Regions from separate parts of the Mus musculus genome. Here all the other regions are linked to region 3. Evidence: chromatin loops called from intact Hi-C (ENCODE). Cell type or tissue: left cerebral cortex. All regions are shown on one strand.

Region 1 (8,000 bases), 200 kb after region 3:
TCACGGACCACATGAAGCTCAAGAGGAAGGAAGACCAAAGAGTGGATGCTTCAGTCCTGCTTAGTGGGGGGAACAATATAATCAAGGGAAGTAGAGGATAGGAGGGACTTGGAAAGAAGAGAGAAGGGGGGTGGGGGAAGAGGGGCAGAATCAGGTATGGGAGGGGATGGAGGAGATGAACAGAGGGTCAGAAAATTAAAAAGAGGTGTGTAGCAATGGGGGATGGGGAATTGGGGGTAGCAACCAGAAAGTCCCAGATGACAGGAAAGCAAGAACCTCCTAGGACCCTATGGGGATGATATTAGCTGAAATACACAACAAAGGGCAGTGGGAAGAGAACCTGTTGAGACCATATCCAGAGATTAGGCATGGCCTCCAGGTTGAGGGATGGGTCTTACACGCGTTCACGCGACCGGCCAGGAAGAACGCAACAAACCGGAATCTTCTGCGGCAAAACTTTATTGCTTACATCTTCAGGAGCAAGAGTGCAAGAGAGCAAGAGCTCTATTGCTTACATCTTTAGGAGCCAGAGCGCAAGAGCGCTAGAGTGCAAGAGCCAGAGCAAGAGAGAGAATGGCGAAACCCCGTCCCTTTTAAGGAGAATTATCCTCCGCCTAGGACGTGCCACTCCCTGATTGGCTGCAGCCCATCGGCCAAGTTGTCGTCACGGGGAAGGCAGAGCACATGGGGTGGAAAACTACCCTTGGCACATGCGCAGATTATTTGTTTACCACTTAGAACACAGGATGTCAGTGCCATCTTGCAACGGCGAATGTGAGGGCGGCTTCCTACAGATGGGGCCACCCATCTATCTCCAAAATTTTAACCCAGAATTGCTCCTGTCCAAAGGAAATACAGGGACAAAGAGTGGAGCAGAGACTGAAGGAAAGGCCATCCAGAGACTGCCCCACCTTGGGATCCATCCCACATGCAGACACCAAACCCAGATACTATAGCTGATGCCAAGAAGTGCTTGCTGACAGGAGCCTGATACAGCTGTCTCCTGTGAGGCTCTGCCAGATCCTGACCAATACAGATGTGGATGTTTGCAGCCAACCATCAGACTGAGCACAGGGACCCCAATGGAGGAATTAGGGGAAGGACTGAAGGAGCTGAAGGGGCCTTATCTGGTATCAATGGGAGGAGAGGCTCTTGGTCCTGTGAAGGCTTGATGCCCTAATGTAGAGGAATGCTAAGGCTGGAGTGTGTGGGTGGGTGGGGGAGCTCCCTCATAGAAGCAGGGTAAGGGGGGATGGGATAGGGGGTTTGCAGAGGGGAAACCAGGAAAGGGCATAACATTTGAAATGTAAACAAATAAAATACCCAATTAAAAAAATTTTCAGTGTACATAAGTAGGCATTTAAATATATATACTCAAAGTGAACAAAATATAATATGATTTGATTTTATCAGAGAAAGGGTGTGTGTGGGTGTGAGTGTTTTTTTTTTTTTAAAACAACTAAAGACTATGAAACATAATTTAAAGTCCTAGAAAGGTTTATTTTAGAAACACAAAAAAGCAAATGCATCTTAAATATAAAGAACAAACAACTTTTACATGTATATAGAAGCACATTTGAATGAATATCCTTGCCATGATTTTCAGACCTGTAGCACTCAGAGGAAAGGACATTTTGACTTGAAAAAATATTTAAATTAATTTTCTATATATATAATATAAATAAATATTTGAAGAACAAATCTGTTTTTTAAAAATCAGTGAAACCATTTATACCGAACAAAACTACTTCATTTTCTTATTGTATGTTTCTGAGTTAAATCCTGAGCCCATATTTTAGATCTGTAGATGTTTTATAAGTGCTATGAAACTTTGCTGTCAGTGAGTAACTGAAATTAATATTTTTTCCATAAGCTATGGATATACTAAATGACAAAGCATGTTGCACGTTCAGACATCTGATTCATACTTTCTGGCATCATGACAGCTCTGTGATTGACTGACACATCATTTTCAGTGTCACCAGTAAGGCCTCAGTATGCACTCCAGGACATACATTTAGATTCTCAGGCAGCTCTTTAAGAACACTTGGGAGCTTCTTTAATGTCTTTATATTCCTAGCATAAACATCCAATAACCAGTCAGTATGTGCATTGCTGGCTTCTGTATCACTATTGCATGCCATAAGCAACTCATTTAGATGACCTAACCCTTTGAAAGCTAGAATAAATTCTGAGGACAAATCAAATATTGAACAAAAATTAATCAACATCCTACTAAGTAAAAACGAACCAAATTCAAGCTGTTGGTGGTAAAAATGTTTCTGTGTCTTAGCATGAAAGTTGTCCACTGTATCGTCTATATTTGTAATGGCAAATAGTTCTTCCTTGTCCTTAGGGGACAGCACATAATCCAAGGGCAACTCCCCCTTAGAGTTCCTCTGCTGTAAAAGTTCTGGGCCTGTGAAAAAGGAAATGTAAAATGTTAAGAGTAAAACACTTTTATTTTGCCAGGTTAACGGCTGCTTTCTTCCCCCACCTCAGTATAATAAAAGCCTTCCAGGATTCTGTTTATCATCATACTTGCTACTGATTAGCTGCCTACATATATTGTAATTGCCCATACAGACCAATAAAGGTGGGTTTACAAACTGAAAATTCTACTCAACTGACTAATGAATTCTGCTAAAACATAGTCTATATGATAAGTGAAAACAGTTTTTAAAACCTTCCCTGCTGCCAATTAAGAACAAGAAATCCAGTACTCTCAGAAGAAATTAATAAAACACATTAATTAGAACCTTAGGAAAAAAATAGTTTCTTTTCCATTACTGACTAACCACCTGGCAATGTGAAAACTATAAAGACCCTTCACAGATACAGTACAATTTGTATTTTATACTTCTAATGTTTACTGTTCACAAAGGCAAGGGAGTCATAAAAACTTCAAAGTTAATTTTCTAAATTGAACTCAATACTTGATCTATCAAACCAAAGCCGAAACCAAACCAAAACTGAAAAAGCCTGCTATAGTCAGAGTTAGTACTTGCAAAGTACTGAAATGCTCAGGACTCAAGTTCATCCTGAGTATTAGAGGATGACACAAGAAGTGAAAAGCAATGGTCCGTCCATAACAAGGTATAGAAGTGCTCTTTACTCTTATCAATCACAGCTTGTAACCCTTTGTGCAGTCACTCACAGAAATGTAAGCAGCAATATGAAAGTATGGTAGGATACATTATAACACATTGTACCGTCAGAAAGAATAGATTATTAAGCGCTAAAACTCTTAATGATGACTATAACCACAAATATAAAGGCTACATATATATAATTTGTGGGGAAAAAAGAAATTTCAAATGAAAGTTGTATTATCTATTATTTTGTTAACATCTTAAAACAAAAGAAAAATATTTTTCTTATTTCTGTTTGGAAAACATTACAAGTACCTGAAGTAAAGTTTAGCAATATATACTCTTGAAATTATTGCTAGCAAGACTGAAAGTCTTGAAATGAAGAGATTATAAAGCTGCCAGAGTGATAATGTCAAACCATATAAAGGTTCAAACCCAGAATCTGACTAGATAAGTCAACAAATAAACAACCTAGTACAAACAACAACAAAAACAACACAGATGTAATTTAGCCAGTGCACCTTGACAAACCTAAGTACAAGTTAGTTTTCTCTCCTAGATCAGAGACTAACCCACATATGACTCTGTTAGCTAAATCAGCACAGCTGATCTAATATCACACTATGCTAATCAGCTCGAATCCATTAAAGAATACTTCTGATATAATTTACATTATTTGATACAGAAATGAATATTGGCTTGCATGTCAGATTAAATCTTTGAGTACAAGAAAACAGAATACTTAATAGAAAAAAAAACATTGGGTTTATAAAACTAGTAGTATTTAAAAGAGAAGGTAGAAGAACTAAAAATACATCAATTATGAAACAGTGTTGGTAAAACAGACACACTTAGGCCTTTAGGGGGCAGGAGAAGACTATAAATAACCAAGTCTCTTAAGCCATCATGCAATATATCCAGGCTTTCTTAGATACTCATAGGGAAAAAAAAAGGGCACATGGAGAATATGCCTTTTGTTTTTATGCAGAATGAAATGCGTTATTTACAGTATAAAACACATCAAATTCTAAGTTAAAATTAACACAAACAAAACCAATAGTCACACAAATGTTTATGTTTTTCATATTACAAGCTAGTTATCAGGGTTTCGTTTTTAAAACACAAATTAGTCTGAATATTTTGAAGCAAAATTTTGTAATAGTTCAGATGCAGAAATGTTACTAAAAGGGGAGTTGCTGAAGATAAAAATGAATCAGAAAAAGCAGTATATGGGTATGAAGCTTAAGTTATCCTCTTCATAAAAGCCTTGTACTATATTTAACATGACCTGAAAATCCAGCTTCAACTTAGTTGATGGTAAATATAAATGAAAATATCTTAGGCTATCTTTTCCATACTCTATAAAGGAATGTCATATAAAGATAATATTAGCTTAGCCAGTTATACATATATACACACCACATACATATGTAATAAAAAATGGAAAACCGAAGTAGTCATAAGAAGCACTCAATCCACTTATTAACAAGCTTTCAGAAATTATCACTTCACAAAGATACCATATACATTAAGTTAAAGCAATATTTAAAACCAACAGCTTCAACTGCAAAAATATACTTTCATACATGAATGTTAATAGGTTTTAACAATATATATATTATAAAATGGTGCTTACAACAATTAATACAAGGTGTCTGTATTTAGGAGACATTTTGTCTTTACTTTCTCATTATATTTTATATAAAATAAAAGCACCTTTTCTTACAGACTTTTCAATATAAAATATTATCTGCCTCTGAGGAAGTCATCAAAAACCTAGATAATTTCCCGAAAGCCCTGTAACAGGAACGCACTCACCCCCACGCTGTAGAAGCAGCTTGCCAATCTCCACATGTCCGTTTGACAGCGCATCATGCAAAGGCGTCACCCCGTCCACTTGAGTGAGCAGATCCACCTCTGGACAACGCTGCAGAATTTCCTGGACACACTCCGTGTTGCCATAGTTGCAGGCTTCATGCAAAGGCGTCCAGCCAGCATTGTCTAAATTAGAAATTAAGGCAAGTTTTAAAACAGCAGAAGTACTGTTGGTTGCAAAGTATTGATATTCCACAAGTCCCCTCTATTACTCTGTAGGAGCTTCATATATGAAAAACAGCATTGGTGAAAACGAGCCCACTGTAATCATGTTTCTACTTAAAAATGAAAATAAATAAAAAGAAATTTTAAACATTAATATTGGAATATGACCAGAAAATTGCTTCTAAAATATTTTATATTATTAGCTCTAAATTATCACATAGTGAATTATTTCAGTTTGGCTAGTAACTATTTTAGAAATATTTTTAGTAAATTTAGTTAAATGATTTTTCTTAATACGATATAAAACTATTTTGTATAACAAATTGTACGATGCTGAAGGAGGACACAAAGACTTAGAGATCTTACCTTTAACATTGATGTCTATTCCTGGCAAAGACAGAAGGATAATCAATTTCTCCACTTGGTTTTTTATGCAAACTCTATGCAGAGCTGTTTCCCCTGACATAAAAAATTAATAGATTATTCCAGAGAAGACAAGATATCAACTAAAGAAAATAACAAAGGCCATGAACTAGAAGGTCTGGACCCATGCCAGACTGGTTTAAACATCTCTTGAATTAAAAACAAGAAAAGGAAGAAGGAGAGGTGGGGTGGGAGGAAGCCCAGTAGCCCAGAGCTTCTGCTCTGTCAGCAGCTCCGCAATGATTCTACAAGGGAAGCTCTACACAGCCATTGTCTCTCCCAGTTCAAGGTTAAAGCTTCAGTCCTGCTAGACAAACCCCAGATGACCAGACAACACCAGAAATACTTGGTTTGTAGCAATAAAAGTTTTAAAGTGCAACTGCCCTCTCTTAAATTTATTCATGAATCTACGCTAAAATGTATAGCTCTTTCTTATACAGCATTTATAGCTTAATTCAAATGAATGTTTCTAGCTAAGCACGAGTGCCTCTACATACTCAAGTACAATTCAGAACTTCAAATCCATTAACAGATGGCTTGCTGCTTCTCAATAGGCTGTCTGGCTTGGCTACAGCCGCACGGAGGGAGAAATGTAAGAATCTTAATATAAACACCACACACACACACACACACACACACACACACACACACACACACACACACACACACACACACACGCTGAAGAGTCCCTAAGTACCATTTAAAGCTGAACAGCAGCAGCACATAGAATGGCACAGTTTTTGATGGAGGACTGCAATAAATTGCTGTTGGTCAAAATTTCCAACTGCTGCTTGAACTAAGATTAATAAAATATAAGACATAATTTGACACTAAGGAAAATGGCTAAATACTTACCAATGACTACATAGGAAACAAAATGCATCATGGGCATTATTTGTTCCTGTTATATAAAATACTGGTAGCACATTTTTATACTACTCAATTTTACAGAGTATCTCTGCAACTTCTACTAAACATTTATTCTACATGCAAAGTTCTCCCCCATTTCTCAATTTTCTTTCTCTCCCAACTCCTGCTATTCAGCCTAAATTCATTCATATTCATTTTACTTCTGAACAATAAAACGAAGAAAAGAGACACTGATCTTTGAAGTGAATATCTGAATTGTCATCGAATAGTCTTCATATTTTGAGCTTCATGGGCTCATAATATAAATGTCTATCCCATGGAACAATTATAAAAGCTTTGCTGTCACTGTTTTCATGAGCTAATCCATAGCATGAGTTAATACATATGATATATTCTATAAACAGAATAACTTATAAACCTAGCAATTTAGTTTATCCAAGTAGAGCTCCCTTGTAGATAACATATTTTCAGGTTACAAGACATCTAAGTAAAAGGGGTGCGAGAGAAAATTATTACAGCACTATTCTTGGAATACAATCCATTAGGTACTTAGGCTGCTGTACAGTTAGAACCAAAAGCCAAACACATTTCTGTCTGGGCTCAGTGCCTAGAAGAAAGGAGCCCATATGCTTAACACAGCTATGTAACATAGCCTACTCCTCATTCTTTGTTCACAAAATGTCTATGACTGAAAAGAGATGAAGAATGAATTATACTTTCAAATCAGAAGACACTGATTCTAAGCAGCACAGGTTGATGTGGAATTGCAAAGTAAGAAGGGCAGGTCTGGAATGGGCTCAGGGAGCTCACAGCATCTGGAAAGGCAGGGTGAGAAAGGCAGGGCTAGTCTATTACATCAGCTACTAAATGACCACTTCTTCTGTATACAGAAGAGTTCAAGAAAATATTACATTATCCATTAAACTATTTCCTGGACTTAGTTCAATATTTAAGTTTAAACATTCATTAGGGCAAATGTGTGAGATTTCCAAATACTGACTACAAGGACAGAAAGTACTTAATATGAGTTAGTTCAGATACTTGGGGTACCTTTCAGATTAGTTTTATGAAAATTCATCTTTGTAACCAAAGATGGGCAATTCTCCTTGGAACATGACAATTCCTCTGACTTCTTTTTCAATTTTTTCAATGATGAGGAACATTTAGCACGGTTTAACTCTCTGAAAAGAAAGAAAACCAAGAAAAGCTTGTTTTTCAGTAAGTCATGCCAGCATACATAAGATAGTATTTTTCTTCCTTTAAAATGTATCCTGCTTTGAACTCATTCAATCATACTGCTTTCCAGCCTTTAGAGTAAAGTCAGCTACATGAGAACAAATTTTGATGCATTAATTTTTACTTTATTAGTCTATATCTCCAACTGCTCAGTAAAAAGGTAATGAGTGTAGAACGCTGGGCAAGGAGGAAACTAAGTAAATCAGATTTTGTAGAGGAAATAAAGCTGAAAGTTACATTAGAGTGCAGGCCTCCAGATTTCCCAATCAAGAAGTCTTTCATTTTCAGAAAGTATAGCATCTCATATGCATCTAAAACCTTATTTATACTACCTATAAC
Region 2 (8,000 bases), 1.3 Mb after region 3:
CGCCACTTTTTCTCAGCTTCAAATCTCAGTCCTCTCAAGGAGTTTTAGATAAATCTCCTTGTTTGGCGTTTTACTTATTTTGTTTTGTTTTAATTATCGCGTTGAGCAAAGTGCAGTAATGGAAGACCACTTCCGTGTGGCATCTGATTTTTCTGCGTAGTCTCCCTGGCAACGCCAGGCGCCACTCCTAAGAGGAGATTTACAGATTCCAAATCTAACACCTTTGCTGTGTTGAAACTCGAACCTTATTTTATTTAGCTTTGAATGAAATTTATCCCCTCTCATGAGAACAGAATTTGCATCATCCGCTCTCTTGAGTCTCTGACACTGGGGTGTTCAGAGCAGGTGAGACTGTCAAAACCATGTATCTATTAAAGAGTGAATAAACACCGTTCCACAACAACTTAATGCAAAACTTTTCAAGTAAAAAATGATAAGAAAGTGAAATGGGTAAAGAACCCTGGTGTGTTTCCTTAGCAAACGGATTTCCACACTGCTCTGTATTATATGAAATATATGATACATTTCAGGAGAGTACTTTTCTTTACCTGACACAGCACTGCAATAGAAACATCAGTGAGTTTCTTAACCTAGCAGCAAGTTAGCCGCAAAACAGCATGTTTTTCTTTCCACTGAGACGTGCAAATGGTTAAATATTTCACCTGTGTGCATTTTAATTTGTTCTCTCAGAGCTGCTGTAAGAAGGTTCCTCTCTCATCCAACACACTCACAGGAACTTTATTCTCTCTCCCCCACTGCAAAGTCACTTCTGCGTTTGCTCCCCTCAAAGAGAATGTTCCCCTTAATTCGACCATTAGTTCAGTCTCAAGAGTAACTGTGTATAAATTCATGCCACTAGAGAAACTCATTCATGGTGGAAGTGTTTAAACTAGCAGCTGGACCCTCTATGAAAACTGATGGAAACTCACAGAGCTTAATGCATTTTGGCAGCTGGAGTGTGCAGGGCTACAAGGGGACCTGTTGAATCTTAGTGACCTGGGGACTCATTTATTCTGAACTATAGCACTCTCCACATCTGAATGCACAGCTCAGATAAATATCACTAGATGTTTGTAAGTCATTGGTCAGTGTGGTTTTTCTATGAATTGAGTTTCTACTTTGAAAATGTTTTATTCTAGCCTTCTGGGGTTCTGGAGCAAAGGAGACTCTGTACAAGGAAAGGCACAAAGTTGGAAACAAGAATTGGAGAAACTTGCGGTGACAGAGTGAATTCACTGAGTGGGTTTGGTCTCAGTGTGGATGCTGAGGGATCTTTTTGCTTCATGCCAACTTTCCTTTATTATTAAGTTTTTTTAGCCTTAAAAAAAAACAAAACAAAACAAAACAAAAAACACTGAATTCCTGATTCAATTTCAAAATGACTTTTCTGGGTTATTTAAATAAGTTAGAAACGTCCAGACAGGCATGTATATTTCAAGGCGACTTTTGCCAGAGAACACTAAATTTTGAAAGAAAAAAAAAAGTATGGCTCAGTTTCTATATTTCAAAATGTTGAGGATATAAATAACTAAGTCTCCATGAAATAAACGTCTGTATCAATGTTTTGCTACCTATCTGTGTATGTGTTTGGTGGAACTTTAAACCTTCCTAAGCCTTCCAAAAGCATAGATGCCTGTTGTTGTTGTTTTCTCTCCTTTAATTTTTAAGCATTTAATCCGAGTGCTGTCCTATGATTACTGATGTTCTGACCACTTTTGTCCCTCAAATCTTTTAAATTTTCTTCTACCTTGACCACTTGTCGATGTCAAATACAAAGTTCTTAGTTGGAGAAGTACATCTTATACATTAGAAGAATAATGTTTCTTGAATGAATTGGGGGAGGCAGGAATTAATACGTTTTATTCTTGAAGGTTCTGTGGGGAAGAGAAGTATAAGCCATAACTACCAAATGTCAATAGGTATTAATATTGGTTAAAGTGCACTACAGAGATCATCTGGAGGTAGAAGAGATGCAGTAGATCCCAAAATCAGGAAAGAGGTTGTCTGGGTTGCTGGATCCCCGAATTCCACTTCTGTAACTTGGCCAGGGGAGCTACCTGAGAGACTGAGGTTAATTCTGACCTTTTTTCCTGGGTGCCTTGCTACTCAAAGTGGACTTCAGATAATTCAGTTTGGGAGTCAGCTGTGTGACTATATGAAAGTTACTCCCCTTGGAAAAACACCGTGGTCTCAGCCTTTTCTGAAACACAGGCTTTGTCCTGTGCTGTGGAAAGAAACTCTTTCCATGAATAAAACTTTTGAAGAACTTTAAACTGTGAGGTTTTGCATCCGTTTTTTAAATGAGTGGCTATATTAGGAGCTTAGATGAACCATTAGGATTATGCTTTTGATATCAAGCAATTCAATATTGGAGGGACAAATGACTCAATTTGCAATTTATCCAGCTTTCACAACTACATATATTTCCAGAAAATAGCACCTGACTACATTCAACTTACAAGAGTCTAAACTAGTATTTCAGGAAGGCAACAAAATATATGAAGTCTTTCAGTAAATGGTTAGGAGAAGATTTGTAAACACTTGAGTACCTAGTGATCCTTGGAAGTCCAACACACTTAAATTTAAATTTTCAGGATCAACTTAACCTTGAAAGAAATGAGAGCCATTTGCTTAACTTAATCTGGAACATATGTTTGCAACAGTAGCAGGTTCTGTGGTGTGTGGCTGGGGATGATCAAGTTGTAAATTTTCCTCTTTAGGTTTCAGCGCCTGCTAATTTCAGCCTAACACCCAGAGTGAGACTGTGCTCAATCTTCACCAAACCAACCAAGATTTTACAAAAGGTTCTAAGGCACTTAGTTCTGGATGTCATTGATATCCCCAAAAGTAGAACATTTGTATACAAATCAGTTCTCAATGCCCAAAACCAAGTTCAGCCTCCACAGTTAAGGGGTCTTATGTTTATACAGACAGGCATTGCTTTCCCTTGTGAGCACTTCCTCAGCCATCAACACCTGCAGCTCTCTTTTTAAAGTGCACAGGGGCAGTAGATGCTATAAAATGATATCTTCAGCTAACAGAGCTATAGGTCTTCATGGCTTGTCTTCATTTTTTCTATCAGACACTTAGAACTATTTGTTTGTCTCTCTTTATATTTCAACATGACTTCCCCCAAACTGGTTTTGAATATCTGAAAATTTGCTAATGATTACATTGTAGAACCCACAAGCCATTCTTCATTTAAGCCAGCTTTGTGGTGGTTTTTATTTAAAAATATTTAAACATGTATCTGTAGGCATTGATTTTTAACATTTAGGGTTTAAATAAAACAGACTACATTTTACATCAATTGATGACACTCCATGATAGCAAATGGACGTAGTGCTGGAGGCGGATGGTAGGAGTGCAGGGTGAGTTCTTGGACCCTGCTGATGAACACCAAGGAGTTTAAATATCTTTACTTGCTGATTTATCTTCCTGAAATCCTTTAAAAGATTACTTGTGGAAAACTTAAGTGCTTTTTGAAATGTATCAAAACAAGTAATTGATCCACAATTATGCCATAAATTCAGAGGCAGAATTTCTCTATATTTTATTATTATAAGGATTAAGTGGACAGCTCCCACTTGGATGCTGCCTTAATACAAAAGGATGACAAAAATAATAATAAAAAAATTAAAGCAACAGTAACATTACTGGCACTGTGCTAATCAAACGCCCAAAACTAGTTCAGAATGGTGCTAAAAAGCTACTTTAATTCTGAATTGGAAGGTCTTGAGACACCGAGCGCCATCTAGCAAGCAAAGTTAGAATCTAAGAGAGTCTGTGTCAAGAGCACAAAACACCAGGAGACCAGCGGAGCGGGGAAAGGTGGCAGCTTGAAGATGTACCTGCAGTGACTTATCCATAAGTCCGATCTCACCTGAGAGCAGCATCACCTATGGGTTTCTACTTTTACCTCACTAGCCAACTCGGACAAACTAACTTCTGAAGTGAGGTGGCCAGTCTTTGTCTCAAGCTAAAGATAAAAGATAGCTCCTGAGTGGATTGCTTCTTGTCTTTAATTAGAACTGGCAGCCTCTCCATCTCTCTTTCTTGCATTCCCCAAATCAGACTAGCTTCAACTAGCACCCTCCTGTCCAGAAAAGGACAAAGAGAGCGGCTAAAAGCCCACCTTGAGCCAAAATGAGTCCCAGGGCTTCAGCACACAGGAGAGAGCATCCCTGGAAAAACCTAGCAGAAGTCATTTTGAGTTTCTAAGTCTGCCCAGATGTCTCCTGACAGGCAAGCTGAGATATCTCTGAGTGACACACAATTTACTTAACAAGCTACAAATGATCCTGGAAACTGAATGGTGCTATCTAAATATAAATAGTATAACTTTTATTCTTCTTCAGGCAAGCTGGTCTTTGCCATTTTCTACTACCTGAAGGAAAATCCAAGGTGGCTAGGATGTTCCACAACCACCCCTGTTGGTTTTCAGCCCTAGGTGATAAAACTGCCTTTTTTCAGTTTTTGCATTCTGAATCATGTTACTGAATATGAATATTCTTGAAAAGTGGGCTAACTTTAAACAGTACAACTTTAAAAGAACGCTAACAGGACATCTATGTGAAGAAATCAAGAAGATCCTCCTGTGCTAGATAAAAGCATGAACCCATCTTTTTCTTTTAAATCAGTAGCTTTCCATTCAATAGGCTAAAGAAGTTCTTCCCAGCAATATCTCTCCTCTAAAGAACTGACAGGTTTTGTGTGTGTGTGTGTGTATGTGTGTGTGTGTGTGTGTGTGTGATTTGATTTCAAGCCTGCAAAAATAAAGTCTAGCCTTAAATTCTTCCTAATTTTTTTTGTTATTAGATATTTACCTCTGTAAATACATATTGGTTCACACTATATTAGGATGTGGCAATAGAGCTTGGGTTTTCTGTGGCCCTCTCTTGCCCCTCTCCCCACATCTCCCACAATATCTCATAGTGGAAAGCTTTACAACAGGAAAAAATAACCAAAAAAGAAATACTAAAATATTAGAGTTTAGTTTAATGTTACTTGAATATCAACTTTTATCTCAGTAAAACCATGTATAACAGATACAAAATAATTGTCTTTATATTTTAATTTGTTATTTGCTGTGTAAAACAGCCACATCAAGAATAATAGCATCAGAAACAAAATGCTAAATATGTTCATTATAATATTTCTTCAGGTTAAATTATTTACAGAAAAATATGCAACAACAGCAACAAAATAACCACAACATATCCAACAAACTAAACCAGTAAATAGAGATGATTTCAGAACTAAGCTAGAAAAAGTCTATACCAGTTGTTCAAAGTCTCCTCGTTTCTTATCCCTGGAAATATGTCAGATTCTGAGGATGGATTGTAGAGTCCATTCATAGTCTCTGTTCTTTTTTCTCTACCTCCCTGCAGTTCAAGGGAAGTGTCAGAAACGGCTTGCCTCTGGATATGCACAAAAATCTAAGTGTGTGTGTGTGTGTGTGTGTGTGTGTGTGTGTGTGTGTGTATGTGTGTATGTGTGTGTGTGTGATGTTAAATAGCACATTTCTCCCATCAAGATCTTCTTAAACATGGAAGCTTCTCCTACACAGGGTACCCAGCTGTTTAATTTAACATTGATTTATTGCTTTTAAAAGTAAATTTACACACATGCCAGCAGCGCTCCGTTTTGTTTCCCCAGACTCTGAGATTTATTTTCTACTTAGCGCTTGTCTGACAAAACAATGTCCTTTAACTTTATTACACATCGATGAGGAAATCTGTCTTATTTTTGCTCAGATTTATTGCTGTGTTACTAGTGGGGACATTTGTGATCCAAAAAGGCTGAGGTCCAAAAATAAGTAGAAAATTAAGCAGAGTTGAGCACAAAATGGTAGAAAACAACAACTACTACTACTACTGCTGCTGCTGCTACTACTACTACTACTATTACTACTACTACTATTAAGAATTTGGCCCAACATACACCAACTTGCTGAGCAAAGTCAAAAGGAGGACTAAGGTCCCTATTAAGTCAAGTAACCAAGCAAGGGAAGACATTATTTTAGTGGACACTGTTTGGAGGGGGAGTAGTTGAATCTGAGCCCTGTGATATCACTAGGTTGTTAGTTAAAATGTCTGACATTATAGTGCAGGGATCTTCCTCTGTGTGACTCCCCATCCATGGCCACCTTACCTCCACGAAGAACTGCCAGCTATCACATTTGGATGATGACTGAGCCCAAGGGAAAGAGATGGACTTTGAAGCAGCTTTTGTGGAAACACTTCATCTACATTTGGGTTTTCTTTAGTCCCCAATAGAAAGGCCACTTTCTTCTTTTCACTGATAAACTGTCTTTGTGTCCTTTGCTTCACACACTTTTAAAACTTCTCCCATCAGTTCTTCTGCTCTTACAGATAACAACAACAAACAAATGTGAGTTCAAATCTACTTTAAACGTTTTTGTTTTTGTTTTTGTTTTTGTTTTTTTCCTCTCTAAAGCATGGTCTTCCATAGCTAAGGTTGGGAATGGACATAACAATAGTGTCTCTAAATGTGATGAAGTGGGCTTTGAAGAAATCTTCCTGTGAGATAAGGTTTTCTTGGCCACTGTGATTTCTCACAGAGATATCTAATATCAATTTACAGGCTTTCCAGTGAGAAATTAGGATGCTGTATCTTTTCTGTAAAAAAATCAAGATGTGACCAGATTTGCTATGAGGATCACGGAGAACTTTTTTAAGATGTCCCTGTCTTTTCTTTCCAGATATAGCATCTTTCAGGATCCTTGGGTGAGATCCCGACTCCTCTGCGGCTGCTCCAGTCACTGAGTACACAAAAACATGCTAACATGTTGGCTGCAGTATTTTTTTTCCAACCCAAAAAGATTTTTTTTAAAAAAGTGAATGGCTCACACTACTGACACACAAGACATGTTTAGCCAGGCGCTTCCAACTTAACACGAAATAAAAAGAAAGAAAAATGAAAAAAAGAAAAAAATACCTACAAGGGGGAGAAGAACTGTGAAACACTGAAAATTCTATTCATATTAGGATGCCCCTCACCCATTTGCCCTTGAAAAGGGGTCCTGTCACTCAGAAAGAACTGTTTCTTCAACGTCCCCCCACCCCACCCCGGCACCAACACACCAGCGGGCCCTGCTCGGCCGTGCGGCTCTGGCCCACTCCGCAGCCCTCCCCGCGCCGCACACACAGTTTCTTCCAAGTGCTGGAGAGATGGGAGATGCAGCTTCTCCTTGGCTGAGCCAGACGGGAACTTCTCACCCCGGCCCAACCCTGGGACCGCTGAGGGCCGGGCAGTTCTTTTTATGGTGGCTATCAGGCACCCTGGCTGCAGCCCCTCCCGGTTGCGGGACAGCGACCCTGCGCGCGCTCGCTCGTCACGTGCCTGATTTCCGAGCCCCCGCAGGGCCCTTTGTTAAGCACCGCCGTCCCCTTCCAGGGCTGGAGCCGAGAGGCGAGACCCAGAAGGATGAACCAACTGGACAATCCTGCAACCCTGGTTTTGCTTCGGCTCCTAGGAAGGCCCTGAAACTCGTTGGGTGGGTGCCCCGAAGCACTTAACAAATCAAGATTCCCAGCCATTTAGAGGAAGCTACTTGGGCCACCTCCAAAGTTTTGAACCAAAGGCACAAAGGAGCTAGGGGCCCAGTGGAGGGCGAGCCTCTGCGCACTGGGCATAACCATTGGGCCGACTTCCCTCCGTTCCATTCCACCCTCAATTCTCCCACCGCAGTCCTGTACAAGGCTCAACGACTCAGTGGATGGGAGTGTGTGTTTAAAGTGTGTGGTAGGTGCATGTGTGTGTAACCAGGTGGAAATTTCAAAGGATATATCCGACACATACAGAAGATGGGCCTTGAGCAAATGAACTGTCAGAGAGTTTAAGTGACTTGCATGGGTGGAAAGAGAGGGTCAGGTCTGCTCTGAGTGGAACATCTGCACAACATTCTAGCAGCTTACTCAACAACAACAACAAAAAATCTAGCCATTTACTGTAGAAAAAATAATAATAAAAAAGGC
Region 3 (8,000 bases):
AATTTTACAGTTTTGCAGTTGACCACAGGCATCAGACAGAACTAGGTTTCCAAACATTTTTAGCATGTTCGTATTCTAAACTCCAACCCTGTCAATTAGCACATTTTCTGTTAAAAATTTAACTAGTCGTTTCTATTATTGAACAATTATGTCAGTTTTTCCATTTTCAATCTTATTTTCAGTTCTTTTCCGTGGCCACAGAGGAATATATTGAAGCCCATTCATAAGGCTTGCCTCTAGCAACGCTTGTGACTCCTTCTTCCAAAACAAATTTAGAAAATTCTTAGGGGTTCATTGCTGAATTGCCCTTACTATGTTTTGGCTTATATAAGTAGATATAAGTAGCTATTTGGCTCACTCTCTTTTCTGTTTGTTACATTGTCTATATATGGCAGAAGGAAGTGAAATCCTTTGATAGAACACATGCAGTCCATGAATGGATTTTTAGTATGTGCCTGCCTCTCTGCCATTAGGCTTCTCCTGTTCTTCCAGCTCCCGCTGGATAGTCACCTGGCATGCCCATCATCTTAGCCCACTGTCTGCAGTGTGGTTCCAGCTACCTCAGCTTGTATCTGCCACATGTCACTGAAGCATACTTGTGTTTAATACCATTGAACTTCTCCTTTGTAACCCACTCTCAAGGTTTCAGCAAGATAATTTGCTGATCAAATCTGTTATCTAGGGATAGAAATATGATCATCCTTAAATAAATAACACACATTTGTCAATGACTTTGTGGATAATGTGCTTTTGATTTACTTAGACTTCTGAGTAGTTTTATACAAAGGTATAAAAATCTATAATAAGATACTAGAGAGCAGACAAAGTAATGGAGTAGCCCTCAGACAACACCAGGTAAGAACTTTCTGATCCTAGATACTCTCAGGGGTGCTCCTCTTGGTAAGAATTATACCTCTTTTTTTTTCACTTAGAAAATGATTAATATGATATAACACTTCACATTATGAAATATGAATAACATCTAGAAAATATTTCATTTAGAAAATTATTAATGTGATTAACATGAAGTAACAGGGAAATGAATTGATTATAAAGATAAAAAGCTTCACTGTGCTATTCTTTGTGTGAGGCGAACTAAGCAGACAGAGTCACATTACCACAGTAAACTAAGCCATGTAGATGGGCAGCACTGAGCCTTCTCTGCATAAGGAGGCCCCCACAGGAGCAAACTTTAACAATCAGAAAAATACCCAGAGGAAGAGGGAAGTGTCTGAGCCATGCTCACCTTCCTGTTGTCCTTTGTTCCTCTGGAATGCAATAAAGCACTTTCTCAGTGCACCGACCTTATGGACCTAGTCTCTGAAATTTAGACTTGTATGGTGGCTTTGATGTAAAAATATCAGTCATTTCAAGGATGACTGATTACATATGGTTTTCCCCTCCAAAGTACCCATGTTCACCTTTATAACAAAATTTTTTCAAACAATAATGTGGTTTAAAAATCATTTTAAGTTCCCTAATGTAAATGATAGAAATCAAATATTGGATTCACAACAATAGCCTTTATTGGTTTGTGACAAGTGATCCATCTTTTTATATTAGTGAAGCTTTCTGAACCAGATTGTTTTTCATAATTGATAATTTGTGAGTCATATATTTATTATCTGTTCTTTTATGGCTTTAAAAATAGTGAATGATGCCAAAGATCACTGTGCCTTTGTAGCAGAGTGGTTTTAGTGCAGTTTATTGGCTGGCATCTTCTGAAAGCATGTTGCTGGTAAGCTTTGCAGAGATAAGAAGATAAATTTAAAAGTAACCCTTGCTGCAGAGAGGCATAGTAGATCTAAAATTCATGCCACTAACATGAATTTAGTTTTAGAAGTTATTCTTTGTAGCATGAAAAGATAAAACATAGCAAGTAAAAAGAAAGCATCAAGTAGAATTCTATAAGCTGAGAAAAATGGTATTGTTACAATGTGGACAATTTTCCCAGACACAGTATATGTTTGAATGACACACAGCATACCAGGCTACCTTGCTACCAACATTACCAAAATAATGTTCAGTGATTGAAAACTTTTACTTGATTTGGTAGCATTAGGATAAAAACTACCAATTATAATATAGTTTTCATTATCCAGTCTTACATCTTGTTGGTAAAGCCTCCGACAGTGAGATGGGAATGCCTTTGTTGGGACTTTTACTTGTGTTGTGGAGAGGTCTGCACACTCATTTCTATGAGCCAGGTAAATAATAAGAGGACCTGAAACATCTAGCCAGCCTAAGAGAACAATATGTAAAAGCCTTTTTAAACTTTTAATTAATAATTCTTTCACATAGCCTGAATATTTTTAGAAATTGTACCCTCAGTTGTATTGACTGAACACAGTATGAATCAGTTGCAGAAGTAACAATCAAATTTAGAGATCTATTCAAGAAGAAAAGTATTTTTAGGCGCATTAAATATTCATTTCCTAGAAAACTTGTTAAGAATCTGATTTTTAAAATTATGACTCTGTCCTCGGTTTTATAAAATTTCTCAAAGTAATTATAGAGACCCACTTCTAATAAAAAGATTAGCTATTTAATTAAAATAAAATTGAGATCATTTAATCATTTCATAATTATAGGTTATGGTTACATAAAACTAAATATCATATATGAGGCATTTACTCTTCAGGAAGCCTTCTATGAGGTGGGATGCTGCAAATTAGCACCTTCATTGCCCATGCCTGTGTAGACTGTCTCATACATTCCTCCATATGACAACTTGGAATTCATGCTTCAGTAGAAGGAAATGCTGAATATCATACAGCTGCCTGCAAATCAGAACAAACTAGAGTGCTTATTTTACTAGCAAATTAATCTTCCTGAACGTTTTTTATTTGTTTGAGCACTTACCAAGTGAATTTTGCCTAAGTTTATGACTTATGAATATTTCAAAGATGTATTGTACTTAGCATTGTATCACTCAAAACAAAATCAAGTGTTCACACTGTACTTTTGAATGCAACTTGCATATGTTTTAAATTGTGTTTAAAACTAAGGCTGTGCGGAACTTCCCTGGTAGACCAGTAAGCAGGGTTTGAGCTTTATAAATAGAAGCAGTAAGATCTGTAGGCTTCTCTGGCTTACACTGACAATATGATGTGGCATCTCTAACATGTTTCGGGAGGATTCACTCTACCTTCTGCATGTTTTATAGGCCTCGTTTATAACATGTGAGTGACATTGGGATATGCTTATTTGTATGTATGGGGTGACAGAATGTTGATGTGTTTCAAACATAATATTCATAATTATTCCATTTTAAGATAGACTTGTAGTTTTTTATAGTTGAAGGGAAGTACTTTTAAATACATTTCTAATAATCTGACGTATAGATCTGTATTTCTGAATTTCCAAAAATGTCACATGTCCTAAAAGTTTCTGAGAATGCAGTGTTAATTTGATGCATTTTTCCCATGAAATACTGGATTTTTTTTATTCCAACACAGATGACCACCTGAGCTTTATAATCAAAGCAGTTGGCAGTTTCCTATTGAAGAAATGCAGCTTAGAAATGAAAATTGAATTATTATATATGATATATTGCACATATTTGAATGAGTCTCTTTTAAAGTCTTTAGAGAGCCAGGGAGAGTTTAGTATGAATGGCCCTTTCTCCCTACTTCTGCCACCTCATGAGGTTGCCTCAAACCATTAAACACTGCAATTACTGCACTGAAGAGAAGATTATTAATATGGATTCTCTATGGAATCCATGTAAGTAATCCATACAGATTAGGAGTGTTATATTACATTATTGAGAGAGAATATTTTCTCTATCAAAAAAGCAATTTACATTTGTCTGAAGATCAAATACCATGTGAAACAGTAAACAATGTTAAACCCTAAGACTCCATTCTAGCTTTAAATCAGAAAGTATGTTACAAATACCCACGTATGTTACGATATCTTTACCTGCATCTGAACTTGCCTTCTGCCAGCAAATAATGTTCATACTGTTCCATTCCTCCTCTGCCTCTGCACAAATTGTCTTTTATGTCATTCTACAGCATGGCCTGTAGGGGGCAGTGTTGCACCACAAAAATCTCTTCAGCAACTCATTTAGTTCAGCCAGAAAAAAACTTGCTCCATTACAGACCTGTTAAAAGCAGGCAGAAGCTATTTCCATAATCGTAGACTTTGACGATGGTCTGTAGTCTTGAAACTGTGACCTGCAGCTTTAGCATCCAATTGTTTGGCCTTAAAGTTCAGGTTCTTTTAAGGAAGTGGTTTTACTTTGTATCATGACCCCATGTGAGCTGGAGACAGCAGAGTGACTAGGAACGTAACCTGGAAATCAGAAAGCCTGGGCATGAAGTGTGATGCTTTCAGCCTTACACCATCTCTTAGATTAAAATAAACTGACAGATCTCCCAAGTGATAGCAGAGCACTGTAGTAAAAAAAGATGAGAAGAGTGTTCCTGAAATTAAGCACTTTCTCCCGTAGAAGAAACCGTGCTGTTACATCTTGCTGCTCTTAGAGGCCGAGACCTGTTCAACCACTTCTATGAAGAACAATCAGAGATTAAAACATGCCTTATTATCATACTATTTTTTAGATAGCTAATATAAAGTACAATTACATATGTCATATAAAGTATATATGTATTTGTAAAGATATGTAATTAAGTTCATATTGTGCACATATAAGCTGTATATGCAAGGAAGGTAATTTCCTTCCCTTTGAAGCAGTATTTGAGAATAATTGACAGAGGTATATTCATTCAAGCAGTGCAGAGCATGTGTTCTGTACCCAAACTGTACCTTTATTCCTAATTCATGAATTGAAAACAGTACATGATGTTTTAAGAATTGTAGCTTTTGGTTTATTTTAGAATAATAAGCTGTCTTGCAGAGAGCTGTTTGCCAGAACCGGAAATACTTTTGCAGCTTCATTCCCTTCTCAGTGCTTTGACTGTGTCCACCACGATAACAATTCTGTTCTAAATTGGGATTCCAAGTTGATATGTCCTGATCATGTGAAGCAGAGATAGAGGTAGGTTGCATAGAACAGGAGACAAGTAAGTTGGGTTTTACAGTATGAGTAGGAGTTTGATGAATGCTGAGAGCTGGAGAGAGCACTCCAGATGAAAGGCACATGTCAATAAACAACACGAGAAAACATTTCCTTAGCTCTCAAACCTGTTATTATCACTTCCAGAATATTTCTATTCCATATTATGACTATTCAAATGTCTACTAAGGACGTCCTAAAAACAATTTTATATTTTACATCTTACTGAGAAAGGAAATTGATTTTCTATACACAAAATTCTTATCAAACAAGTATGCCTCACACCCAAGAAGGTCTAATTCCATGATCTTTAAAAAAAAAAAAATTTCCAAAGCCATGACGATCCATTCCTGTGTATAAGAGAGACTTGTTGATTTCACGGAGTAAAGCTTGGCTTCACTTCTCACTGAAAATATTTTTGAATAGGGAAACTGTTCTTAAGTGGAGAGAGAATGACCCTTGCTTGTAAACTGTGTGTTGAGATTTTTAGTTACAGCTGTTAAGTGCCAGAACAGTCTATGGTACTGATTTTGTAGAAATTATCCTGTATTTCTAGGGGCTCTATGGCATTAACTACCACATTAGCTGATAAAACTACAATCACTTTTTTGAAGCATGAAAATAATGCAGTCACCACAAACACCTCATGATAACTGGGACTGCATCTTAACCCTTCATCCTCGCATCAAAATATGCCTGTCAAAGTCACAGAGTGGGAACAGAAACATTTCCAACTGATTGAGGCAAACACTCCCATCTTCAGTGGTTAAATAGAGATGGCACTTCTAGCATAGAGAACCCAGGACTGTGGAGAAGAAGTATCGAATGGAAGATAGACAAAATTCTTAACTGCACACTGTATGTATTACATGTATTATATTGCATCAATGACCAACCCCCTTTAAGTATAACTGTTTTCCATGTTAGTTATAAGTAGATTCAGATTTCTGCACGGTTTTAAATATTTTAAGTGTGATCTTTTCAACTTTGAAAGGTATTTCTACTTGCTACAAATATAGATAGAATGTCTTTATTAGTATAGACACAGGTCTTCCCTAGACCCTCTCACCAACCCCTCCTGAAACCAAGGCCACACAGTAAATGACCTGTGGTTTCAGGAGTCCGGTCTTATCTGAGCTGAATGAAGCTGAAGTTGCAGAGATCTTGAAGGGTAGCAAAGCAGGTGCTTGAGCAGGTGGGCTTGTGATCTTTTGTAACCTGGCTCTCATGGTACTAGAATGATTGCAAGAATCAACAGAGCGTCCTCTGTTACAACCTCATCTGGGGCATCAGCGCACCAGGGATTGATCATGTGGGGTGATGAACTTGACCTCCTGGGGATATTTCTCTTTCTCTCTAATTTACCCCAGCTCAGTGTATATATACACAAATACACATATTGCTGCCTTTTAATGGTGGTCAACAATGTTTTATTCTTTGTGGTTTTTTCTTTATTCCAAGAAACCTACTCATGTGTGTTAAAAAAAATGGCAAAAAGAAAAGAATCTATCTTTGTTTTCTATCAATCCCCATACATCCTATATCCAGAGGAATACCAAGGATATATCTTTGAACTAAAGAGAACATTAAGACTTTATTCTTTATTTTTTAATTTTCTCTAGAAGTGAGAAAATATTAAAATAAAAATTAAAGTATAGAAAAATATCTAGAGCTGACAGAAATCCCATAGGAAAATTAACTTTATCTTATAATACCTAAAAGTATAAGTGAAGTTGGCTTTTGAAAAATGGACAACAGCTTTTTTTGATTATTAAGGTCATCAAGGGCCATTTAATTGGCCAGGACACAGGATTTTAGTTTATAAAGCAGTGCTCATCATCGTTTGCTGTGTCTCACTAGAGATCTTTCTCAAGCCAGGTTGACTTAGACCCTCAAGGACATTTACCAGGTGAAGATGATGGGCTAAGACTACATGGATGCTGACTGTCTAAAACCTAGGTCCTTAAGCTCCAGTGCATTTTGGGATCCGGTGGAAGGGTCTTAAAACCTAGTACTCTGGGCTTTACTGCTCAATTCTTTGTATTATTAAGAAAAAACCAAAACTTAAGAATTTACACATTTAGCCATTTCAGAAGTGATATCATTTGTGTTGCTTTGGGACCACAATTTGAAAATCTCAGATCTTCTGCCATCTTTACTACATATTTGTTAAAATTACCAAGGTGGCTTTAGAAGAAAACACACAAAGAGACACACAGAGACAGACACACACACACACACACACACACAGACACACATACACACACACAGACACACACACACACACACATTTACGCGCACACATTGCTTCTGCCCCTCAATAGTTCCTTCATGGGTCTTGGATAGGGCATTGGTGTGAGGAATAAAATCCAACTCCTCTCTTGTTATGTTAATGTGGACGGAGTCTAACAAGCCCAACTGGATTTCTTCCACAAAAAGATGCATAACGAATTGTAATAGGAGGAACTAAATTAAAAGTAAGAAGGAGAAGGAGCTAGGACTTCAAAAGATGGAAAGACACCAGCAGTCAGTGTGGAGGAGGGGAAAAAGGTAAAACTCCTTATTTTTCTCATCAGTATGAAGTGAAGCCTGTGAGTGAAGGCAGTTCAGAAAGTGTTCCTACAACTGGCAGCTGGGGAGCTGCCAGGATTTTGCTGCAGCTGACATCCTGACACCCTTCAATCCATTTTCTTCCAGTATCTCCTGCATGCTTCTTAGCTCCCTTAGACCCAGAAGGGAAAACAGACTCTTGACGCCTAGCTTTTAAAGCTCTGGGCCAGATAAGGGTAGCTGTAGACATTAGTGAAATGGATAAATATAAAACATCACATTCATTATCAAAATTTTGTTGAAATTTTTAAACTTTTTCTTTCCTTTCCATTCCCTTCCTTAAATAATAGAAGCGAGCCTGCAGTGTTGACAGAGAGCCATCAAGACACAGTGTGAAGCAAGATCTAGGAAGAGGACAATTGTGATT
Region 4 (8,000 bases), 1.3 Mb after region 3:
CCGCAGAGATCACTTTTTCCCAGTTGGCCTGGTCTCTCTCATTATTTCTACTTCTTGCCATGCACCTCTTTCCCTCCTTTCCCTCTCACCTGTACACTCAGAACAAACCTGAGACTTCAGTGTGGGTAAACCTGTCGGCCATGACAATCCAGGCTCAATCAGCAAATAAATAAAATTCTTACTTTCTTGGTTTTTGGCTGCGGGCTGCGTTCCCCTCCGGCGGTAGCCTCCTGTAATTATAGGAGCTATATTTCTTCCCTGGGAGACATTCGAGGGGATTTTTAGTTGGAAGTTTGTTTCTGCTGAGTTACTTTGGATCCTGGACCAGGGACTCACAGTGGCCAGGACCAAGAGGCTCTGAGTGAAGTGCAGATTGAGACATATCCAGTTTCTTCTAACAGGATCATTTCATGTGGGAGGTTGGACACAAAGTTTGCACTGGCTCGTGACTAGCATTCTAGTGAGAGACGTGCATATTTTAAAACAACAAAGCAGGCTGGAAAGAAGGCTCAGGGGAGGGGGGGGGGAAGCTGGAAAGAAGTTACTAAGTGACAAACATCTGTCAACATGGGATAACTTGTATACTCCAGTGTGCAAAGCTATCTGGCCAGCTCTATGAAGTTCAAGGAACAGAATGTGGGATAGTCCAGTGGATACATATTTGTCTCTGGGAGACCTAGTAATTTTTTTTAAAGACCCTACCCCTTAAGTAAAAGGACAATTAAAACTGCACAAGTGAGTATAATTTTACAATTATGCTTTCCTGAATTAATACTGTTCGAATCTCTGAAACTGTTGAAAAATGTACTTTACCTTAAAACGATGGGCAGGGAATAGAAACTAATAAGCAGGGTGTCTAGGATACCAAACCGAGCAGAAGAAAGGAGAGAGACAAAGCTCAAGCGGCCCATGTGCTGGGTCCCAGCTATCTGTAACCAGCAAACTGTAAAGCACAGGTTTCCACACAACATGTGTGTTGGGAGCAAAACGCATCAGCATCCTTCCTTCAACAAGGAGGGATGGCAAAGCAGTTCCAGGGGATTTTCTCTTTTATTTAAACCTGGACTTTCAACAAGAGTGTTATGCATTTTCAGAGAAAAACAATAACAGTAACAAAAAATAAAGTTATTAAAAGATGATGAAAAATACTGGTAGGCGTCTCTCTCACCACACACACACACACACACACACACACACACACACGACCTCTTAACAATCATATAAAAGTTTAGGCTCCAGCGTCTACTGAGAAATCTTTTTCTCTTCCCTCTTCCAGCTCTGAAGACAAAAGGAGAAAGGGCCCAGTGGTGAGAGGGATATCTCTGTTAGTTGTCAGCATAGGTCCATGGGTTAGGAATGCTAATGAGCCTCTTGGCCAGCTCAAGACTTGGTTCTTGCTTTCTCACACACTGATGCTCACACACACTGGGGTCCTGCAAGCTGGCTGACAGGCACACAGACAGAGCATCCTGCCCGACTGCCTCTCTGGCCTTTTTCCTCTGAGCCCAGAGATCGATCGCTGACCCCATCATTAGGCCAAAGCTTTATTTATCTGGCTGTGCAATGATATTATCAGCCTTAAATGTTATATACAGCAAATGTCTTCCTAAATCAACACAATAGGTTAGTTTGCAGAGACTAGCTTGGTCTGTCTTAAAGAAACCCCTAGATATTCTCTCTCTCTCTCTCTCTCTCTCTCTCTCTCTCTCTCTCTCTCTCTCTCACACACACACACACACACACACACACAAACACACACACACACTCTCCCCCTCTTCTCTTCTCTTCTCTTCTCCACAATTGGGGGGTATTTTATAGTCTAGACTTGGGGATTTGATCCCTTGCTGTCAGCCGGTTAGATGAGGCCTTAGCAGTTTGGAAGACGTTTAGACATCATTATTTAGCTATCACTAAGATTCCCATCAGGGGTTCTCTTGTCCGCAGGATCCGACTGCCTAGATCCACTCTATTCTACATGATCCGGATTTCTCCAATTCGGATAGAAATGAAAGCAAGGGGTGGGGATTCCGATGTGCAACCTTCCACCGTGTTAATTGTTTTCTTTCCTCTCAATTACATTCATAAACCTATTTTCTGCATTGCATGTTATTTCTTTGTGCTTCAAAATTGAAACCACGTGCAGTCTTTTCCCCTCAACACACAGAATAAATGCATTGCCTCCTCCCCCAACCCATCACGTTACTATTTACATTTTGGTTACTCTGTGATCGGCCCCAGAAGGAGAAATTGGCCAATTGGAACTAGGTGAGGCTTTGTCAGAGTATCTCTCAAATCCAAATCTCTGGTCCCCATCTCCAGAAAGGACTCCACCTTTTACTCCCTATTCTCCACCTACCTCAGGTTGTTGAAGCTTTCATGGCGGAGAGTTAGCAGGGAGAACTTCCGAGAAGAAAGGCTACCCAGCAACTTTGGGTCTGTTCCACCCACTGTCCACTCCACCCTTCGCTCTCCAGCCATTTGGTGTCAGTAGCAGTCACCTCTGTTATTCTCTGGTCCAAGATCTTGGGCACAACAGAACCTGATCCCCGAGCCGCTGGCTGCTCCTTGGGGAAAGGGTCTTCCCAAGCAAAGAAGTCCGACGACAAACAAACAAACAAACTCGGAAGGGGGAGGGGGAGTTGGAAAAATGGATTCCCTGACAAGAAGAGATAATAAATGAGAGGCGCTTTCAGATAGATATCTCAGACGTGAAATTGCGCCCAGCTGGTTGTGTAAGCAAACAAATAGTTTCATGTTAGGAACTCTCAACTTGTGGCTTGATGAATAGAACACGACAGAGGTAAATGGGTCTTTAACTCATTTAGGAATACGACTCTTTGGCTTCCCAAGTAAAAAGCCCAGTGATGCCACGGACCTCCGAACAGGCCCTTTAACAAGAGTTTTATTGGTTCCCACTTCTGTTCCCCCTCCCTCCCTCCATATGCTTCTTATGGTCTTCTATTTGCAGGACAATTAGGTTGTTTGTTCTAAGGAACAGGGGAGTTCCCCAAATATGAATCAGGCATTAGGAAATAAAAGGGCTGCCTATACAAGAAAAATTTAAAAAATAAACATTTTGCTTTTTTCTTTTCCTCTTCCTTCCTTTCTTCCTTTCTTTCTTTCTTTCTTTCTTTCTTTCTTTCTTTCGTTCGTTCGTTCTGTCTTCCTCCCCCTACTACTCTTAAGAGCTGTGTTGCAGCTCTCTAGTGTTCCTAACAGCAAGGCTGGTTTGTGAAGTCTCAGGGATTCTGCTAGAGACCTTGAGCCTCTACTAAGTTCTGGAGGGACAGAGTTCTAGAAGAACAAGCTGAACACGAAAGGACCCACATTCCTGTTCTGAGTTTTCTTTCATTCAGCCTAGTCCCAAGTCAGAAATGGTGTAGGAAGAATAGGGTGTCAAAGATCATATCTTCTCATTCTGCCTATGGTCTGTAAAGGCAATATTTTCAGGTAAGGTAGTTTAAACCTACTTCAAAGTCACTGAAGTTCTCTGGTGCCCAGCAAGTGTTTGGATTAAAAGAGAACATTAAACATGCCTAAGTCGTGGTAATTTCAAGAAGGAAGCCACTCTACAAGGGTTGCCTCAGTTTCCACTGGTTCTGGGGAATCCATGTCTCCATTTTCCCAATTTTTGGAGGTAGGAGCCGGTACTTACCCAGAACGACCTCCAGACTCACACCCTGCTTCGATGGCTCCCCCTGGCGCCTAGCATGAAAGCAGCTCAACGTTGTGCGCACTCCATCTGGCTATCCAGACAGAAAAGGTTCCCACCTGTACCACCTAAGCCTCCTGTTAAGGCCTGAGACCACAGAAATTACCTGAGCCGGAGAAAGCACTAGATGATCACAAGTTAGGCTATTACTACAGCCTGTTCTCAGCACTGAAAGCCCTGAAGTTGCTGGCCCGATCCTTTATGCACCCACCAAGGGCAGCTAGAAAGCCTAGGACGTTTCCCTGGTGTGTGTGTGTGTGTGTGTGTGTGTGCTTCCGGGTTGTTAGTAGGCTTCACCTACAACTTAGGGGCTGCAGTCTTGGTTCCTCAACATTTCCTTGGGGTGATCGGATTTGTGTGTGAGTGTGTGTGGTTTCTGTGCCCTGTGCTCTGAAATGGAAAGTCAGTGGGCTCAAGCAGCCTTAGTGTGAGCGCTCACTGACCATAACCCGGAGTCTCCTATCTTAGGAAGGAGACTTAAATCCAGAAACACAAGTTGTTCTCAGTGCATATTGCAGGTAGGTCGGAGGTTGGGGAATACTGCCCAGGATCCCCAAAAAGGCCACTGGGCAAGCAAGTAACCCTGGCTCCTCTTTCCCACTCAGCTCTGGGTTTCCTGGCAGCTGGAAGGGCCCCTGGAGAGGCCTGCTTCTCTTTTCACATTAGGACTGGCTGGGAGGTTGGGCCAGGATTTCAAAAGTCGCAGGGATTCTCTGATCAAAAGCACTCTCCAGACCCCAGGCAGCAAAAGTCAAATGACCCCCTTACACCCCTAGAAACCTGAGGAAGTAAGTGCCTTGGACATCTTGGATCCATGCTGTCCACCCTTTTCTACACTGGGGGGCTTGGACTGGGTCTCCATATTGAAATTAATTGAAATGTATAGTTCAGAACTATGAGAAATGTTTATATGTTTTCATCAGAGGGATCACGTTGTAATGAATATATTTTCATCTCATTTCCAGAAGGCAGGAAAGGTCGGTGAACTCTCCTGGCAGCTCGGCTTCCCTCCCTCTCAGCATTCTAGCTGCAACCCACCCTTGAACCCTCACTCTGCTGCTGCCGGTCAGTACAAGAGAATTCCCAATACTTCCTAGGAGGCCCCTGTGTTTAACAGGAATACCTCTCTCTCCTCTCTGCTTCAGGTATCTAGACTGTAGGAAAGTGAATTAAGGGTCAGTCTTCCTATGCATGAAATATAGCTAGTCCCCTAGTGGCCTAGTTTTAAGACCATGGTCCTACAGTGGCATCCTGCCCCATAGATACTCAGATTACTCAAAATGTCAACCAGGTGGGGCTTGCTTAAGAATTTGGGGAACCTGAAAACTTTCAGACAGTGAAGTGAAAGGGCAAGGTTATGGGTGGCTTCTAAAAGTGAACTCTTCCCTCATCTAAACCTGTCTGGGACTAGGGGTTGGGGGATCCGTGTGTAAGAGGGGTTTTAATTTTAAAGATACGGCTTTATCAATATGTTAAGGAAGAGCTCCCTTGGCAGTGTGTGTTTTCACAGCTCCGGCTCAGATTCCATAAAACATTCAGACTCTGAAATCTGTCGCTCGCCCCTCACCTCAATGCATGCCCAGCTAGATTCCTCAAAGAGAGATATCTGTCTTCCAAGGGCCCCTAGGGCCATAAGGCACTTTAGGGAAGAACCCAGTCTAACTTAGCTTCCTGACACCTAGTCCTACTTTCTGAGTTCAGCTTGTAAGTACCATAAAGTGTGTGTTGGGGGGTGCTTCTTTTGACACCCCCCCCCCACACACACAGGAGAGGTCCTACTGGGAACCCCCTTGACAAGAGCCTGAGAGAAAGGCAAACCAACCACAGGTGGGTAGATCTCCAAGAATGCATAAGAGAAACAAAGTCAGAATCCACGGTGCTTTGTCTCGGTTTGCCCAGAGGCAGGGAGAAGCAAGACTTGGAGCAGACAGTCAGTGGCCGTCCAGTCCACCCAGACTCAAACGCTTTGAGGAGCCCTCAAAACTCCACCCCACCCACAAAAGCCTGCCATGAAACCTTTGCAAACCCCTTCCAGCTCAGAAACTTTCCCACTGCAGTTAGAGTCTAGGTGACCTGACACTGGGTCACTGAAGCTGTGACGCCCATGTGCCTGGAAATTGTGCCTCAAAAGCAATTTGGCTTCCCCTGGCCCCTGACTCAGGGCTGTCCTCAGAAAGAATTAAAAAACAAACAAACAAACAAACAAAAAAAAACAAAACAAAACTCCTGTCTGGCCACCAAGGCCCAGCCTTCCCCTCCTATCCCATCACATACACAGCCTGGCCTTGCCTTCAGCTTTGCAAAAGTGATGTAGTGGCCTAAGAAAAAGGTACAGCCGACTTAGTACTGGACCTTAAAAGTCTCCTCTACCTCTCAACAATTCAGATCCTAACAATACTCAGTTATCCACAAATTATCCAGGAGCTCCTCTTGCTCTGAGGGTGTAGTTCAAGCAACCAGACACATGGGTTTTGCTAAATTCTTTTATTTTTGTTTAAATTTTCACTTCAATTTTAATTCTTGAAGAACAGCCTCGACAACATATATCGCACTCATTATAAGAAGCAAAGGGTTATATCAAAAATTATTAGTATAGAATCACAGGAAATCTGGTTTGGAACCAGAAAAAATACAAAACAGATATAGATACATAGACACAGGACAAATTTTTTATAATTATTTGGAAAATGTTATTTCCCCCTAATTCTTGTTCATTTTTGTTTATGCGCATACGATGTTTAAATTTTACAAAAAATGAAAATAAACACTAGTATTTTACAAAATGAATAACAATGTTCAGTGTATGTTTCTACATAGGATTCAGTCCACTTCCATATGAGTAGTTTTCTGTACAGAATATATCCACATCCATCCACAATAAATCCTGGAAGGTCCATCTATTTTATTAAATTTCTCATGGTCCTCTCTTCCAAATCGTTCTTTTTTTTTTTTTTTTTTTCATTTTCTCACCAGACACGAGGTCCTTTTTCTTTCCTTTCCAATGTACTTACAGATCAGATCCTAAATGAGTCTCCTTTTCTCCTGGTTTGCAGCTCAGGTTGCATTCCTGCAGAGTGGGCTGCTCTTGTTCCCAGCCCTCCTCCCGTCTGCCTGGCCTGCCTGGTCCATCATACCAGCATCCCCAAAGGCTTTTTAGTCCTTGGTCAGGGAGAGTCCTCTTAGTCTCTAGGGAGTCAGGGAGCAGGATTGGGTGGGAAACACCCAAAGTCTAGGAACACTGGATGGACATGTAAGGCCAGTTGAAACTGCTCCCTGACAGCAACATATCTCGGATGAGAGTTTCGATGGGAGTTTTACCTACCAAACGTACGAAGAAGAGTTGCTCGATGACAGAGGAGGACACTGTGCGAAGAGAGGGCAATCGCAGCAGCAGTTTGCCAAAGCGGCTGGGCTGGTTGGGGTACTGGCTTCTCACATACTCCTCCAGGGCACACTGTGATTTCTCCTGCAGGCTTTCGATGTGGGCAGCATCCGACAGGCCACAAGCATCTGCCAGAGCAGCCACAGGAGGGAGAGACAGGGAAAGGGGACAGATTGTTAGGTGAGTGAGATGGAAAGGCATACACACCATTAATATTTTGAGGGGAAAAGGAAAAAGAAATAGAAGAAAAGGAAAATAACTCCTTCCCTCCATGCCTCTTTGCCATCCTCTTTCCCACCCCCTACACAAATAACAATAAATCCAAGCCTCACCATGCTTGGGAGACCAGGAGAGAGGTGCACATGCACAGAGGTGCAACCTGGCCATAGCTTTGTTTCCCCTCTTTCACCTTTGGATTAAATAATGCATGATGGTGAATCCATGTTTGCTGTGTACTGCGACCTGTTCTCTCCTTCAGGGGAGCACATTTCTGGTTGTGCTCATTAAAAGGAAAGCATTTGCCCCTTTCCTGCTTGATTTTGGGGTGCTTGGAACCCCTGAAGAAATATACAGCCTTGGAAACAGTTTTTAAAGGCTTCTTCGAGTCTCCCCCCACCCCCGCCAACCCCCAACCCAGCTGACCCCAACCAGCAAGCTCAAGGAGAACCTAGATTGTGTAGTGAATACACGTGGCAGGGGATCGGGGATCACAAGCTGGCAGAACCGAGAACCAGATCAAGCCTGTGCTATACCAATATAGAATTGGAGATCAACTATATATGCAGGACAGAGCCCTGCAACAAATCCTCCTCGGTGAGAGTGGACACTTCTATCTTTCTTAGATCATGTAATTGAAAATTGGTCACATCTCTGTAAGCTGTATAATAACCAGGAGGAATATGGCTC

What was found. A loop is a pair of places that touch in the nucleus more often than their neighbours do. Peaks named below come from ENCODE experiments on the same cell type or tissue, not always from the same donor. Only the 100,000 strongest peaks of a DNase experiment are listed, where the experiment ranks them.
Region 1: it touches region 3 in a loop (3-fold over the local background); 2 of 42 quality-filtered maps call a loop at or near these places.
Region 2: it touches region 3 in a loop (3-fold over the local background); 11 of 42 quality-filtered maps call a loop at or near these places.
Region 4: a loop joins it to region 3, with 4 times the contacts of the local background. A loop is called at or near these places in 12 of 42 quality-filtered maps.

The regions. Positions count from the first base shown.
Region 1 is chr13:77,041,612-77,049,611 of GRCm38, forward strand. It overlaps Slf1 (SMC5-SMC6 complex localization factor 1), which reads right to left. Exons shown (of 21, transcript NM_134071.3): 18 at 7,476-7,606; 19 at 5,499-5,591; 20 at 4,911-5,093; 21 at 1,477-2,419. The coding sequence ends at 1,938. Among named protein-coding and RNA genes, the nearest start is that of Slf1, 90 kb to the right of the region's middle. In left cerebral cortex, a CTCF peak has its summit at 3,952 (motif pointing right); DNase peaks (open chromatin) are centred at 3,967, 4,996, 5,818, 6,108 and 1 more place; H3K4me3 peaks cover 1,017 bases; H3K27ac peaks cover 2,021 bases.
Region 2 is chr13:78,172,227-78,180,226 of GRCm38, forward strand. Gm38604 (a long non-coding RNA gene) reads right to left here and starts at 6,736. Exons shown (of 3, transcript XR_873690.3): 1 at 5,281-6,736. It overlaps 3110006O06Rik (a long non-coding RNA gene), which reads left to right. Exons shown (of 2, transcript XR_003950646.1): 2 at 6,725-8,000. In left cerebral cortex, a CTCF peak has its summit at 3,758; a DNase peak (open chromatin) is centred at 3,773; H3K4me3 peaks cover 1,201 bases; H3K27ac peaks cover 1,263 bases.
Region 3 is chr13:76,840,755-76,848,754 of GRCm38, forward strand. The region is part of intron 15 of Mctp1 (multiple C2 domains, transmembrane 1); the gene reads left to right. Among named protein-coding and RNA genes, the nearest start is that of Gm24519, 240 kb to the left of the region's middle. In left cerebral cortex, a CTCF peak has its summit at 4,022 (motif pointing right); a DNase peak (open chromatin) is centred at 4,135; H3K27ac peaks cover 317 bases.
Region 4 is chr13:78,182,792-78,190,791 of GRCm38, forward strand. It overlaps Nr2f1 (nuclear receptor subfamily 2, group F, member 1), which reads right to left. Exons shown (of 3, transcript NM_010151.3): 3 at 6,182-7,222. The coding sequence ends at 6,942. It overlaps 3110006O06Rik (a long non-coding RNA gene), which reads left to right. Exons shown (of 2, transcript XR_003950646.1): 2 at 1-182. It also overlaps a transcript of Gm38604 not described here. Among named protein-coding and RNA genes, the nearest start is that of Gm38604, 7.8 kb to the left of the region's middle. In left cerebral cortex, CTCF peaks have their summits at 3,701 (motif pointing left) and 7,181; no DNase peak of the experiment used is centred here; H3K4me3 peaks cover 769 bases; H3K27ac peaks cover 1,797 bases.